Linked DNA regions of Homo sapiens: regions 2, 3 and 4 are each linked to region 1. The links are chromatin contacts, found by Hi-C in ENCODE. All regions are on one chromosome and are shown on one strand. The core of a region is the stretch at or near the end of the contact, and the rest is flanking DNA. Distances in the headings are between cores, read along the strand shown. Region 1 overlaps SLC24A3 (solute carrier family 24 member 3). Region 2 overlaps DTD1 (D-aminoacyl-tRNA deacylase 1). Region 3 holds the start of LINC00652 (long intergenic non-protein coding RNA 652). Region 4 has its middle 72 kb from the start of SCP2D1-AS1.

What was found. A loop is a pair of places that touch in the nucleus more often than their neighbours do. Pooled maps may share reads with other maps.
Region 2: a map with no recorded cell type shows a loop between it and region 1 (8-fold over the local background). The contact joins two enhancer-like sites. A Hi-C loop is called at or near these places in 4 of 37 single-sample maps with no recorded cell type and 2 of 50 pooled maps.
Region 3: a map of posterior cingulate gyrus shows a loop between it and region 1 (2.9-fold over the local background). The contact joins the promoter of LINC00652 here to the enhancer-like site in region 1. A Hi-C loop is called at or near these places in 1 of 168 maps with a recorded cell type or tissue (posterior cingulate gyrus), 5 of 37 single-sample maps with no recorded cell type and 13 of 50 pooled maps.
Region 4: a map of mammary epithelial cell shows a loop between it and region 1 (22-fold over the local background). The contact joins two enhancer-like sites. A Hi-C loop is called at or near these places in 21 of 168 maps with a recorded cell type or tissue (A673, Caco-2, Panc1 and 11 more), 1 of 37 single-sample maps with no recorded cell type and 28 of 50 pooled maps.

What each region holds. Positions count from the first base shown.
Region 1 is chr20:19,660,232-19,663,911 of GRCh38, forward strand. The region is part of intron 7 of SLC24A3 (solute carrier family 24 member 3); the gene reads left to right. Among named protein-coding and RNA genes, the nearest start is that of RIN2, 96 kb to the right of the region's middle. Within about 2 kb of position 1,645, at least 4 of the 41 ENCODE cell types and tissues checked have a DNase peak (open chromatin) inside an H3K27ac peak, as active enhancers do.
Region 2 is chr20:18,727,131-18,730,810 of GRCh38, forward strand. All of the region lies in intron 4 of DTD1 (D-aminoacyl-tRNA deacylase 1), which reads left to right. Among named protein-coding and RNA genes, the nearest start is that of DTD1-AS1, 30 kb to the left of the region's middle. RefSeq lists an enhancer at 1,071-1,594. Within about 2 kb of position 1,546, at least 3 of the 41 ENCODE cell types and tissues checked have a DNase peak (open chromatin) inside an H3K27ac peak, as active enhancers do.
Region 3 is chr20:18,792,851-18,796,530 of GRCh38, forward strand. It overlaps LINC00652 (long intergenic non-protein coding RNA 652), which reads right to left and starts at 1,734. Exons shown (of 4, transcript NR_026883.1): 1 at 1,318-1,734; 2 at 815-953. It overlaps LCDR (lysosome cell death regulator), which reads left to right and starts at 1,199. Exons shown (of 1, transcript NR_026885.1): 1 at 1,199-3,215. RefSeq lists an enhancer at 875-1,414.
Region 4 is chr20:18,900,609-18,904,288 of GRCh38, forward strand. No RefSeq gene overlaps it. Among named protein-coding and RNA genes, the nearest start is that of SCP2D1-AS1, 72 kb to the left of the region's middle. Within about 2 kb of position 1,688, at least 2 of the 41 ENCODE cell types and tissues checked have a DNase peak (open chromatin) inside an H3K27ac peak, as active enhancers do.

The DNA.
Region 1 (3,680 bases), core at 395-2,894:
CCGGAGTAGTGTACATTATACCCAATATGTAGTTTTTGTATCCCTTGCCCCTCCTCCCACCCCCCCACCTTCTAAGTCTCCAAAGTCCATGCCACCACGCTGTATGCCTTTGCATACACATAGCTTAGCTCCCACTTATAAGTGAGAACATACGGTATTTGATTTTCCATTCCTGGGTTACTTCACTTAGAATAATGGCCTCCAGGTCCATCCAAGTTGCTGCAAAAGATATTGTTTCGTTTCTTTTCGTGGCTCAGTAGTATTCCATGGTGTATATAAACCATATTTTCCTTATCCACTCGTTAGCTGATGAATACTCAGGTTAGTTTCATATCTTTGCAACTGTGAATTGTGCTGTGATAAACATACTCACGCAGGTGTCTTTTTGATAGAATGATTTCTTTTCTTCGGGGTAGATACCCAGTAGTGGGATTGCTGGATTGAAGGGTAGATCTACTTTCAGTTCTTTAAGACATTCTCATACTGGAAAACTTGAGGTCCTTCAGCTCGTTGTGCCCTCATTACATTTCAGCCCTCAGGTCTTTCAGCTCATTTTGCCCTCATTACATTTCAGCTCTCTTTCTGGCAAAGTCGGAATAACTATGGTAGCAAGAAGATCCTCACCGAGAATGACTTTGACAGAATTTTAAGATCCTTAAACAAATCGACTATGGTCTTACAAAGGTCGCCTGTTTTGTAATCCCTGCTGTCAACAGGAGGAAGGAAAGTCCTGCTTTAATGACACTGGGTAAACTAGGAGGCCGGTTACACTCTCATTTGCTGCTTGGACAGGGAAGTGCATCCGCTGGCCTGGAGACCCCAGAGAGGAGCCTTTCATCTCTAACAAGGAAAACAACGTGGAAACTGTAGCTATGTGCTTGATTTTGGTTTTCCCTGCCCAGCAAACATAGTCCTTTCAGTTTAACAACCCCCATCTCCTATATCCTCAGTACTTGCCCTTTTTTCTTTCCTGTAGCCTGCCTTCATATATTTATACAACATGATCAGCTCGGCTAAAGCCCTGCCCGTAGGTCATTTTTTCCCTGCCCTTCTGCAACCACAACCTTCATCAATCAAGCCTATAAGACATCCTGAAGTAGGAATTTCTGCTTAACTTTGAAATATAAGTGATACTGGTGCCTAACAGCCAGCTTCCCAGTGTATTCCACTGGATCCCTCTCCTCAGATGAAATCACCATGGCCTTAGCTAAGCCGTCTGCACCCCCACCCAAGAGCTGAAGAAGTGAGAACTACACCCACTCAAGGGAGTTCCCGTGATATTGAGTGGGAAAAGTCTACGGGGGGCTGTTTTCTTTGCAGCAAGGAAGGAAAGAGTTTCAGGTTTCAGTCTCTTGAAAGAAAACGATGATGTTGATTTTCTCCCATTATTTTCACTGCTTAAAATTCTCATGGTGCCAGTGATTACAATACATGCTATGAAGTCTTAGCTTCAGCAATGCAGCCTCTCCTGCTTCATGGTGACAATTTACAGTAAGCAAACCCAGGGGCTGACATGGCGATGTTGAGACAGCCACCTGCCTCCCAGCTCAGCCAGCCTCTTCTCTCCCGCGTATACTAGGGGCTCCTGGCTCTTCCTCCCCTGCTCCTCCATGTTGAGCACTCCATTCCCTTGGCAGCTCTCTGGGTTGTTCTGATATCCAGGGATTCGCCGGCCTGATGTAAGCCCGTCTTGCTTGGAAGAATTCTGGAGCAGACACCAGGAATGAAAAGCCGGTTTCCATGGTACCCAGCCGTTTCTCTGAAGCCTGGAGGAAATGAGTGCTTTTTTCAAATTCATTCCTGTTGAACATTTAGCTCAGCAGCAGAACACGTGGAAACCTCAGGGCGAAGCCAAGGGTATCTTTGGATGAACCACATGTGGGTCAGAGGGCAGAGGCCCCCTGACCAGCTGGTGCTCAGCAGATCTGAGATCCAGCTATCAGTATCACCCTTGGTGGTCTCTGGGCTATCGCAGAGCCTGGCCCCCAAACAGAACCAACAGGGCACAGAGAGAAGAACGCTTACCCAAGGGTTGCTTTCACAAATCTGATGGGGAAGAAGCTGAGTCAGTTCCAAAGCCCACAACAGGAGGTCCGTCAAGTGCAACTCATCGTTGAGGACAGAGTGTTGACCCCAGGACAGAGCACCAGGCAGGACCTGCCCCTGGAACACCACCTTGCCTCAAGACAGCAGCGGCTAAAGCCGCCTTCAGTAGGCTGCCTGCCTTGAGGTGATTCCCTTCCTTCCAGGAGATTTAATAGAACTGCGAAAATGGACTTGAACTGACTTCATTTCAACTTCACTACCTTGGCAGGCTGGACATGGAGGGAGGACTGGAACGTGAGCACCACTTAGTGGTCATTTGCAGGAACTGCGGGTGCAACTTGTTCTAGTCTAGAAAGAAATGATTTCAAGTTTTCTTCTACACTAGTAATACTTATCTAAGGGATGGGGGATGTTGCTTTGATTTCTTTTACTCTCAGCTAGTAGAGCATAAACTACAGAGGGATACGCAACACGTGTCTTAAATGTATTGAATAACATGAAATCTTTAAGGAATAACAAATTCATTTCCTAACCTTCAGCAAACTCAAGTGAAAGGAACCTCATCCTTGCCGTTTGTAGAGTTTTCTGAGGGAGCGATTCAAATGCTCCATCAAGATGGTCCAGCAAGGTACCCTCCCGATGGAACGTTCTGCAAACAGCGCCAGTCCTAATTTCCAGTCTTCGGAAGAGGCGATGACCAGCTGCTTGTTCTCCAAATAACAGCACTGAATGTTCACAGGCAGTTGATAGCTCATCTCCACCTTCTTTCTCATGATGAGGAAGCCCTGCTTCTGTTTAGAGTTTTTTTAGAGACAGGGTCTTGCTGTCTCCCCAAGGCTGGAATGCAGTGGCCAGATCATAGCTCACTGCAGCCTCAAACTCATGGCTCAAGTGATTCTCCCACCTTGATCTCCCAAGGTGCTAGGATTGCAGGCATGAGCCACTGTGCCAAGCCAATTTAGATTTTCTCAGAGTCCTGATTTCTAGTCCCTTTTGTTCATTTCATTGTTCTTTTCTGAGTCCTCTCATTCCTCCACACAGTCCTCTCAAAGGAGAAGGATAAACCCGAATGATATTTGCCATCAGCCACAGGGTAGAGAAGCCCTGACTTTGTGGAGGCCTCCTCCTCCACCTCCTCCTCCTCCTCCTCCTCCTCCGCCTTCTCATCCTCCTCCACTTCCTCCTCCTCCTCCTCCTCCGCCTTCTCATCCTCCTCCTCTTCATCTACCCTTATGCATTCTGAGTGATGGGGCATCTTCACACAAGGCAGAGATCAAAGGGGAAACTATATCAGTTATTTGCATGTTTCCGGATCTCCTCCATTAGTTAGTACTTGTAGTGAGATCACCTGCATTTCTCTTTCCCTGTCTGCCTCCCTGAACCATATCCCCAACCACAGCTCCCCAAGCCACAACCATCCTCTTGACTCCAGGGTCATGAAGCTCTGGACCTAATTGCATATTTTGTCCAATCTCACCCGGATTTGCCCACTGTTTCTCTGATTATTGTGCTCCTGTTTGGGGTCCCTCCTAAAATTAAGCCCAATCTCATTTTTTCTTTGCTATGATCATTGAAATGATCAGTAGCTAAAGTCCTATGAATCTCAGGGCTGACTGCTAGCAGACAGGAAGAGT
Region 2 (3,680 bases), core at 296-2,795, 930 kb before region 1:
CCTGGAGGCCTGGGCAGGGCCCATGGGTGGGAGCAGAGGGGCCTGCCTGAGCTTTGGAGCTGCATGACAGAATGTGGATTCCCCCACGGCTCCCGGGGGTGAGGTGTTGTTTAGTGGGAACCTGGAGGGCAGCCTCAGCCCAGCCCTGAGAGAAGACTAGTGTGAGGTGGCTCAGAAGCCCCAGGCATGAATGTAGGCTTGGGCAGGAAACAGGATGAGGTGGTAGGGCTGAGGAGGGTTTAGAATTCCTGGAGGGTAAAGTGCAAGGCGAGAGGAAGTGGGTGGCGAGGAGACTGGTGAGGCTGTTTGAAGCTGGGTCTGGGTGGACTTCTGTAACACCTTGATGATGCTCTTCGGCCCTGAAGGAGAGGGCGGCCCTGGAAGGGATCTGGGTGGGGAGAGACGTTATTCTGTAATGAGTTTTAGTGAGATATTCACATGCCACACAGTCCGCACATGTGAAGTGCACAGTTCATGGCCTGTAGTTCATTCGCAGAGCAACCATCACCATGAGAAGACCCCTGTTTTTAGCTGTCACTCTCCCCTTCCCACCATCCTCCCCAGCCCTGAGCTGTAGATTTCTCTATTTTGGGCATTCCATGTAAAGGAGGGCACACAGTATGTGACCTTTGTGCATGGCTTCTTTCACAGAGCAGAGCATCATCGGTGTTTGTCCATGCCATGGCACGTGTCAGCACTTCAGTCCTTATTTCCATGTAATCTTCCATCATGTGGATATAGCACACTTCACTCACCCACCTAGCGGTGGATGGGCATTTGTGGGAGAGGTGGCCTAGGGTGAAGCAGAGGGGAGGCTGATGGAGAAGATGGTTTGTTCACTGTGGAAAGGGGGTTCCAGGGAGCTTAGGTGAGAAGGGGCTGAAGGAAAGGTAGCAGTGGCAGGAACATTGTGAGTGTGTGGGATAGGGGATGGGAGGGGCATGGGTAGGACCCTGGAGGGGTTTTCAGTCCCTTCATGGACTTGGAGACTGTCAGCCCCTCCTGGCCTTCCTGCCTCCTTGGCTGGCCTTGTCTACTTGCTGAATACTGGGGACCCCTCAGCCGGCAAGAGGGCCCTGCCTGGGCAATGGGCTAGCTAAAAGGTCCCCTGGAGTGTAGGGAAGAGGGCGGGGCCATCACCCTGAGTTTGGCTTCTGGTCAGTGGCACAGCAAGACCTGGCTGGGGGATGGGAGTCAGCCCATCTTCAAAGCCACTCGAACTCTGATTGAAAACCGTGCTCCCTATGAAACCTCAGTTTAAGATAAGCCCTCTAGCCCAGCGCTTCCTAAAGTTCAAGGTGCACAGGAGTCCCGTGGGGATCTGTCAGAATGCAGATTGTGGTTCTGCAAGTCTGGGTGGGGTCTGGGAGTCTGCATTCTGACAGCACTTTGGAGATCTGCCATTGCTGCTCCCAGGACCAGCCTCAATTCCAAACAGGTCGTTGCTCCTCAGTCCTATTTCGGTGTCTGGATGTGGGAATCTGTAAGTAGGGGAAGTGGAATAACCAAAGGGATGTGGCCCTAAGGTTGTCAGATCTTTTTGAGGCCTCATTTGCATAGGAAACTCACAAGAGCAGCTGTTGAGGCTGGCAGCAGTGCTTTCTCAGAGCACAAAGCAGTGCTCATGTGGCAGGAAAAGCCCCTGCCTGGGTCCCCTGGGTCTGTCTGGTGGTAGGTGTATTTTGAGTCAGGAGAATAAAAATAGTAAGATGGCTCTGAGCATTGCATCCATTCTCCAATTTCATTGTTAGCACACTTCCTCCCAGGAGTGACAATTCCTGACAGCATCCTGAAACTGAATTGAAGCTAATGACAAAGATACCTGGGAGCTGGGCACAGCAGCTTTTGTTTGTACCAAACCTACGGCCGATGCTTGCTTGCTTGATTGCTTAAGATAGGGTCTCACTCTGTTGCCCAGGCTAGAGTGCAGTGGTGCAGTCACGGCTCACTGCAGCCTTGACCTCCTGGACTCAAACCATCGTCCTGCCTCAGCCCCTCAAGGGGCTGGGACTACAGGCATGTGCCACCACGTCTGGTGAGTTTTTGTATTTTTTGTGGAGTGGGGTTTTTCCATGTTGCCCAGGCTGGTCTTGAACTCCTGGGCTCAAGTGATCCTTCCGCCTCATGGCTAAGGCTTTTATAGATACATTTTCTTCTACAGAAATAGAGTTCATGACAGTTTTGTCGTGGTTTGCTAACATTTCTTTTCAGAAGTAAATGGCAGTGATAACACACGTTCAATTTCTGGTTCTTTGTGAGCTACTGGTAGATCCTGAAACTGAACAGGCTCAACCATGGCCCCGGGGTATTCAGAGCTGAGATTTCAATTAAATTTGCAGAAGTGTCATAATAATACTTTTGAAGAGCACTTCATTTTCTCTGACAAGCTGCATACTGGAGAATTGTACATTTGTGATCAATAGTGGTTTTATTCCTCTTCAGATATTTTGTGGGGAAGCAAGTCATATATTAGAGCCCTTTGGCAAAGCCATGACTAAAAATGAAGTGTCATCACTTCTGTGCTTTAAAAAATTTATTATGTAATATTTGATAGCTGAAAAGGAGTATCTGTAATACACATGTGTCAAAAGCATAACGACAACACAAACAGCCTAGGTACTGCCTCCCAGCCTAAGAAGCAGAGCGACTTCCATACCCAGGGCCTTCCTGCCTCCTCCCTGCATAGCCTGCCCCTGGCCGGGAATGACCACTGTCCTGCCCCTTATGTTCATCACCTCCCTTCTTCCTTCTCTCTCTGAGTGGCTTCTATTGCACATGTGTGTCCCTAGGCAGGTGGCCTGGCCTTTGTATTTGAGCCCCTCCTCCAGTGCTGTCCTTTTGCTTGTGTCTTTTCTTCTAGGTGGGGCCTGTGTGTGCTCTCCTGTTTCTACCTGCTCCACTGCCAAACAGTCCCTCAGAGCTGACTCTTGTACTCTTCCCCAAAATATATGCTTTTTAATGATGAAGAGATGGGAATTGTGGTTTTTGTTTACTGCAGCCATTTATTTTCCCTATCAACACCTCAAGTGGTAAATCAATCTGTACAGAATATGTCATAGTTTAAAGAACTCTCTTCTTATGGGTATTTAAGTGGTTCCACAGTTTTTACTATTGTAAAAACCAGTGCAGTGAACATCCTTTTGCATGTATCTTTGTGCTTAACAACCAGTTATTTTCCACAAGATAAATCCCAATGGGTGTGAGTGCTGGGTCATAACAAGCATATACTTAGTGCTTTAAAATATGCATTGCCAAATTGCATTCCCAAGGCCCAAATTTATACTCCTATCACCAACATAAAATATTCCTTTCCTCAAACCCTTGCAAAGGCTGAGTATTGTAATTGTTTAGTCCTTATCAGTTTCATGAATCATAAGTTATATCTTATTGTTTGTATTTGTATCAACTTAATTGCTAATGAAGTTGAGCTCTTCTTTTCCACAAGCTCATTAGGCATTTGCATTTATTTACAATTTTTAAATTGATTGTGAATCTGGATTTTGGATCCAGATAAGCTTGATTATCTTCTCGTTTGCATTTTATATTTTCTCATTCAAGAATTAGTTTTGGCATTTGTATAACTCATTTGGCATTGTTACATTACTTAACATAATTTCCTTTATTATTCTCAAGAGGCTGGAACTCTTTTATGAGTCATTTATTCATTTATTTTTTAAGGA
Region 3 (3,680 bases), core at 484-2,983, 870 kb before region 1:
GTATTTCGGTATCTATCTATGACTATCTATCTATGACATCCATCTGTCTATGACTCAGACCTGGGCTGAACTATATACTCGCCACATAGATTCTGCAATTAATATTCTGCTGTATTTGTTTTATGTATATGTCTACCTACGCTTGTATACATCCATCAATCCATCTTATTTTTTGATGCTTTTCAAATAAGTGGCAGACATCAGTGCTCTTCACCCCTATGGTGAATTTTGACAAATGCATACACTCATTATCCCTGAAGGTGTCCTTAGGCCCCTTTCCAGTTAAGTCTACCCCCAACTCCCAAGGTGAACTCTATTCTGATTTTTTTCCCACCATAGATTAGTTTTGCCTGTTTTAGAACTTCATATAAATGAAATTGTACATGGTGTAATCTTTTGTGTCCAGCTTCTTTCATTAGCAAAATATTTTCAAGTACCTGTGTTGTTATAAGGGTCCTCATTTTAAAACGAATAATTTGACAAGATCTTTGCAAACTGATCTTTACTTTAAAATTTTGGACTTCTCTGATGTGTATGTAAATACAGTAACCACCTTTAAATTAAATAGCCTAAATACAGTAACCACTTGAACTAAGCCTCTGAAACAGACATCTCTCCCATGTGTCTGTCAGACCTTGTCTTTCTGTTTTCATGCTCCCCACATCCCCCTACCTTGTTTAGCATTGATAAACATTTCAAAACTGCAGAGGGAATTTATCATATTTGTCTCAAGGGCACAGCGCTTTTGATTTACTGTGTTCAGTAAGATGCAGGGGGCTAACCAACCTCTTAGGATTAACTGCATTTGACTTACCTTCAAAAGGTCATCAGCAGTACATCCTTAGTAGGCCTCACAATAGTGTGTCCACAATACGGGTTAGTGGGAGTGATTGAAAGGCTTGGAGAGTTGTCCTTCTGGGTTTGCTCTGGTTGGGCGATCAGAGTCCATAGCACTGGGTGGGAAAACATGAAAGAAAATAAGTGAAAGTGACATGTTCCTCCAGAATAGCTAAAGGTCAGCGCTCACCCCATTCAACCACTGTATTCCCTAGACTTAGCATGAGGCGGTTTCTAAAAATCAAAGCCACACTTAGCGTGGTAATGTGGCTTTGTACCATGTCAACCTAGCTAAGCGGGAACTACGTTTCCCAGAATTCCTTGCCTGTAGGTTTCCGGGGTTAGCACACGCCACGTGACCTGATGCGGGCTTCGTGAGGCGGAAGTGACGCAGTGTTGTCGTCTCGTAGGCTTGAAAGGTAGGTGCCCGACATTAGGGACTGTCGCAGCCCGGGGAATTGTCCCCATCTGCTGGCTTACCTTGTGGGCGTGGATCCCCTCTAACTTTCCTAATTCCCGGGCGGCCCGCGGGCCTGCGGCAGATTCAGCTCTCAGGACTCCACTTTCAGTTTCTTCCACTTCTGGGGCAGGCTGCTTGTCCTGCCACTCTCAGGCCCCCCACCAGACACGGCAGCAACAGCTGTTCCTAAGTGTTCAACTCGCTCCTTCCCGCAAATGTAGAAGCTCAAATCCCTATAGCAAATTCCATATTCTATGTCATTCTTAATGCTTCCGTCTCTCTGGTTGAATCTAGATTGGATACAATCAGTGATGCACATTTACCAGACAGAGGATGTGCAGCGTTTACTGTTGATTTCTCTCTTTTCCTCCCTATCACCTCAGTTTAGTTCCAGGATCCACACTCCTCCACCATAGTCAGGAGATTCAGGGAAAGTTGGCAGGGTTCAGCTTTCAAGTTGACCCTTGATGAACCATGGTCAATCCTGTTAAGAGGCGTGAAAGCCAATCCCAGCCAATGAGACTGGGGAGAAATCACTGAAGAACTTGTGGAAAACAGACCCTCTGGATAAAAGACACGTGTGGGGAAAAAGGGGCTTTTTAATGTTATTCTGGATGTTTCCCAAAAGTACTGCTGCTGCCTTGCCTCCCTGACAGACACTGGCCTTAGGATGACATGCGGCAGGAAGGAAGGACGGATCTGGGGTTTTTCAAGACTCACTGAGATGCACAAGGAACCAACCCTCAAGTAGCCAACTCGTTCCTGTTTGCATGTGTCGACTGAAAAGAATCAAAATAAACAAAATATAACTATTTCTAAGAGGTTACAACTTGCAGGCAGGAAGCAGGCCTCTACCTGAGGCCATAAAGCATACTTTGAAGGAGAAAAGGTAGGTATTTATGCTAGGTGGAGAGGTAGGATATACGTATTCTGTAGCATACAGGAGAAGCCTATGAAAATTCATGGAGGAAACTCGTTAGAGACACGCACTGGGCTTACATATGAAGAATATCCAAAAGCGGATGACCTGTGTTCACTCTGGGGTGAAGATTTAACATTTAAATGTATTATAATTAGGCTGTAAATGCAAAAAGGTGAAACATAGGGCACAAGTTCACGATCTGTGCAATCTCCAGAGACCAGTCTGATCTAGCCTGCAGCTGGCAGTCATCTGTCAAGAAGGGGCTCTTTGTAGCCCAGAGTAGCTGTCAGGTTGGAACCATAAAACCAAAAGGAGGGCATCGGCGGTTAGGTGAAGAAAAGAAGTCTTTTGGCCTTTTTTCCTCTTCAAGTCAGCTTTTGATAAGATCTAGTAATAATAAGGGGATGGGTGTGGCTGCAGGTGGGACATGTCGGTTCTCTGTCCTGTCACAGCTAAGAACTAAGAACTTTAGAGTCTTTCAGCCATAGAGGGTCCTGTCATCCATTGAAGGGATCAGTCCATTGGGATTTTGCCAGTTTTAGCATTGATGCTGTGTCCTGGGAAACCCCTGAATACTTATCATAGCAGAAGTTCAGCCACTGTAGCCCTACCTCAGGACCGCTTTTATGGGAAAGAATAATTCCTTTAACTGCTTGAGCCATTTGAGTTGTGGCTGCTTTTGGTACTTGTAATAAATTGAAAGCATCTTGAATGTTCTGGGACAGTAAAAGAATGTGCCTTTGTTTCTGACAGCAATTATAAAATCAATTATATGTTTATATTCTAAAAAATGTTTTGAGTAATGCTGACATCATTGGAAAAGTGCATCACTTAGAAAATGTATCTGTGTGTCAATTTTGTTTGTTCAAAATCAGTTTCATTAATTTGTGGGAAGATACACCTTGTACATTTTACCTAATTAAAAAAAATATTGCCAGTTGAGTATACTTGTGATATATTCAAAGATAAATAAACTTTTTCAATTTTAGATATTCATATGTCTTTGGGCCTTTGTTTAGTTTTGTCCTAAAATAGGAATGCTTTTATATGGGCCAGATTCCTGCAGTGATGATATCTGGGAAGGAAGGGAGGGCATGATCTTTGTTCTATGTGTTTAAAAGTCTCAAATGAGTTACTGGGATGTAAAAAATATATTCGCACATGAGTTTGGTACAGTTCGGTGATTTTTTTTTTTTTTTTTGAAAGAAAGAAAGGTTTCCAAGGCTTGACACTGTCCTGTGGGTGTGGTCAATTAATTGCATTATTGGTCCCGACTCTTTACACCTACCCTTTGCCATGTAGCCTGGTAGTGGCCTCTCACTATGACACTAGGATTTCCCATGTGATGTTCTTTGGCCAATAGGTGCAAGCAAAGGTTTGAAGAGCACTGGGGAGTTGGGATTGTTTGCTCATATCTCTGCTTTCATGATGACAGTGTGCCTTGGTTAGCCTGGGGAGAAT
Region 4 (3,680 bases), core at 438-2,937, 760 kb before region 1:
CTATGATGACAATCTGTGTGCGTGTGTTTCATTAAGGCAGGACTCCGGAGAGAAATTGAAAAGGCAGTAGAGCAGGCAGGGGAGAGAAGCAGCAGCAGCAAGCAAGGGAGTAATTTCAGGTGATACTGTGGGCAGTTCTGGAATGTGAATTGCACCAAGAGTTCGCTCCACCTCAAGGCCAGGGAGTGAGGCTTTCATACCCTGCACCAGGGAGGGCAGGCACATCAACTCCAAGGCACTTCTTGCTTTCTTTGTTCTGGGTCATAGTTCCAGCAGTGCAAGGGCATTGAAGTGGGTTGCAGGTGTGAGTGATAGGAGTGAAGGCTGGGTGTAGCGGCTCCTGCCTGTAATTCCAACACATTGGGAGGCTGAGGTGGGAGGGTCGCTTGAGGACAGGAGTTCAAGACCAGCCTGGGCAACATAGAAAGACCTCCTCTCTACAAAAAATAAAGAATTAGTTGGATATTTTGGTGTGTGCCTGTGGTCCCAGCTACTTAGGAGGCTGATGTGGGAGGATCACTTGAGCCCAGGAGGTTGAGATGGCAGTGAGCTGAGATCACACCATTGCTGTCCAGTTTGAGCAACAGAGCAAGAACCTGAGTCAAAACATAAATAAAAAAAAATGTGAAGTGCACAGAAGAGGGCTGGGCACCCAGAACTGGTGTATTAGTCTGGTTGGGCTGCTATGACAAAATACCACAGAGTGGGTGCTTTGAGCAACAGAATTTTTTTTCTCACCATCCTGGAGGCTGGAAATCAAATATCAAGGTGCCACCGGGTTGATTTCTGGTGAGTGTTTCTCTCCTTGGCTTGCAGGTGGCCACCTTCCCAAATGGTGCCCTTATTTGGCCTTTCTTCTGTGCCTGCACATCCCTGGTGTCTCTTCCTGTTCCTATGAGGACACTAGTCAGATTGGATTAGAGTCCCACCCTAACAGCCTCTTTTTTTTTTTTTCCTTTTTGCCTTTACCTGAGAATCTAATGCTTTATTTAACCTTAATTACTTCTTTAAAGAAGCTAACTCCAAATACATCCACATTGGGGGTTAGAGCTTCAACCTATGAATTTGATGGGACACATTCAGTCCATGACAAATGGTGAGAAGGCTCTGAGGTCATCTGGGTGCAGTCCCAACAGTATCTATGCAGACACTTTAAGCTAAGGCCTCACGAAACCTTCTTTAGTAACCACTTCACATTGTGGGTTCATAGTAAGTGTTCTATTACCCAAATCCTCAACACCAGAGCTGTCTCCAGCCTATACCTATACAGTTTACCATAGCCATGCTCTTGGTCTTTACCCATCTTCAGGGATGGAGCACTCCCCTAGAGCTGAAAAGATCTCTGAAAGAGCTGAATCCATGGCTTCATTTTGCAGATGGAAGAAAATAAGGCTGGGGAAAGCCAAATGCCTCCCTGGAAGTTGGTGTCCTCATGGTAGAGTTGAGCTCACCGTCCAGACCTCTAGACTGAGCAGGGGAGAAAGACCTAACTTTCATTGCATGCTGCTTCTTTTTTATGTGCAAAGGAATGTGTAGCTGTTTTCCCCCATCAGATTTGCATATTCTCTTCTGGCTGCCAGGGGTGCAACCTTTTTCTCAGGGTTAATGGTATTTACATCAGTCTGAGACATCAACAGGCGCTCAAGACCCAGACTTTGCAATTAAGCCATTCCATAAGCAAAGAGGAGCTTATGGAGCTTTGTGACAGGTTGAATATTTATAAGCAGGCTTATCTTAATTAAGATTGCTGAGTGGCCAAGCTGGAATGTGTTTTCCTCTTTCACACAATGTCTTTCAGCTGGGAGGTCACTGGCGGTCAGGTTTTTGGGATGGTGGGTGGGGGAAGATTTGGCGATTGAATGAGCCACCTGCAGAAGATGGGAGAGGGTCAGCAGCTCATTCACAGGCCACCCTGAAGAACTTCTCTTGAGCAATCTGTTTACTTACCCAGCCAGCTCACGCTTAGGCTGGGGCTTGGCACTAGTTATTCTCTTCAAAGAAGCAATGTGTGCGATAAGCAACATATGCATCTGGCTATGGTTTATGGTAGACTCTGTCTGGTAGGCATGGAGCTATTTCATCTCAGCAGAGTCATCTTTTCTCGCTTGATCCAGCTGGCCAAAGCAAATGGCCTGTGGAACCAACTGGTCCTTGTTTGCCTGGGATGCTTCTGGTTTTAAAAGTCAAAATTCTATATCCTGAAAGTTCTCTTAGTCTGGTAGGTCACTCTATTTTTAGACCAAGAAGAGAAATCTCATTGGAATGAAGGCCCATTACACCTTGGCGGACTCTATTTTAAAAAATTTAACTGACAAGTAATAATTGTATATATTTATGCGGTACAGTGTGAGGTTTTGATATGTGTATACTTATGAAATAATTAAATCAAGCTAATTACTCTGTCCATCACCTAATCTACTTATTTTTTGTAAGAATATTTAAAACCTACTGTTTTAGTAATTTGGAAATATATAGTACGTTATTAGTTGATTTTCACACTGCTATAAAGTTACTACCTGAGACTGGGTAATTTATAAAGGAAAGAGGTGTAATTGACTCACAGTTCCACATGGCTGGGGAGGCCTCAGGAAACTTACAATTATGCTGGAAGGCAAGGGGGAAATGAGCTTGGACCTTTTCAAATGGCGGCAGGAGAGAGAGTGTTAGCAAGAGTGGGGAAAACTGCCTTATAAAACCATCAGATCTCGTGAGAACTCACTCACTATCGAGAGAACAGCATGGGGAAACCACCCCCTTAATCCAATCACTTCCTACCAGGTCTCTCCATAAACACCTGGGGATTACAAGTCAAGGTGAGATTTGGGTGGGGACACAAAGCCTAACTATATCAAGTACATTGTTATTAATTGTGCTTACCATGCTGCCTCTTCTTTACAGTTCAGCTGGAGGCCAAAGCGTTTGGTTTCCTGGGTGTGACCACCTCTACCTCTCCATAGCCATTTTCTCCATAGACTTGCTTGAAGCCTAAGGGATACTCCATTCCCTGTTTTCCCTTCTATAATAGTTCTGTGGATGGCTGAGGGGATGGCAGAAGACTAAGGGGAAAGTAAAGGCGTAGGTGACCCAGTCATTCCTGTCTTAGGGGCTAGGTTGGCTGGATCCCTAGACTGAGAAGCCAGGCTGAGTGTGACCTGTGGAGACCTAGAAGATTAAGAGGAATGGATATTGCCTTGCAGGGAATGGTAAGCCATGAAATGTTTTGTAAGAAGGAGTGGTACATACAAAATATTGCTCCAGAAAGCGTTTACCTTCAGGAGTTGATAGAGTGGGCAGAGCCCTGCAGGCTGGAGTTTATGGACATCCCAGTGAGAAAGGGCATGACTCGGGAGGCTGTGGAACAGCAAGTGGCCCTAGCCTGAGTGAGTCCCTGCAGTGTCCAAGAAATGATGTTGAGATATAACCACCCAAGAGAAGAGACGAGGGTCAGAAAACCCAACTGTCCAAGCTCACCAAGGGGAGAGAGCAGTGTTGCAGATGTGGTTGGTGCCTTGTCCATCTGCACCCAACACTTGCCCTTCATCTCTCCATCCAAGTTGTGCTTGGTCAAAGCTGAGCAGTTTGGGAGATAGGACCCCAATGATGATGCTGTTTGATGGATAAATACCCCCACTTCCTCATCATTGTCCCAAGGTGGGGACAACTCTGAGCTGTGTTATACA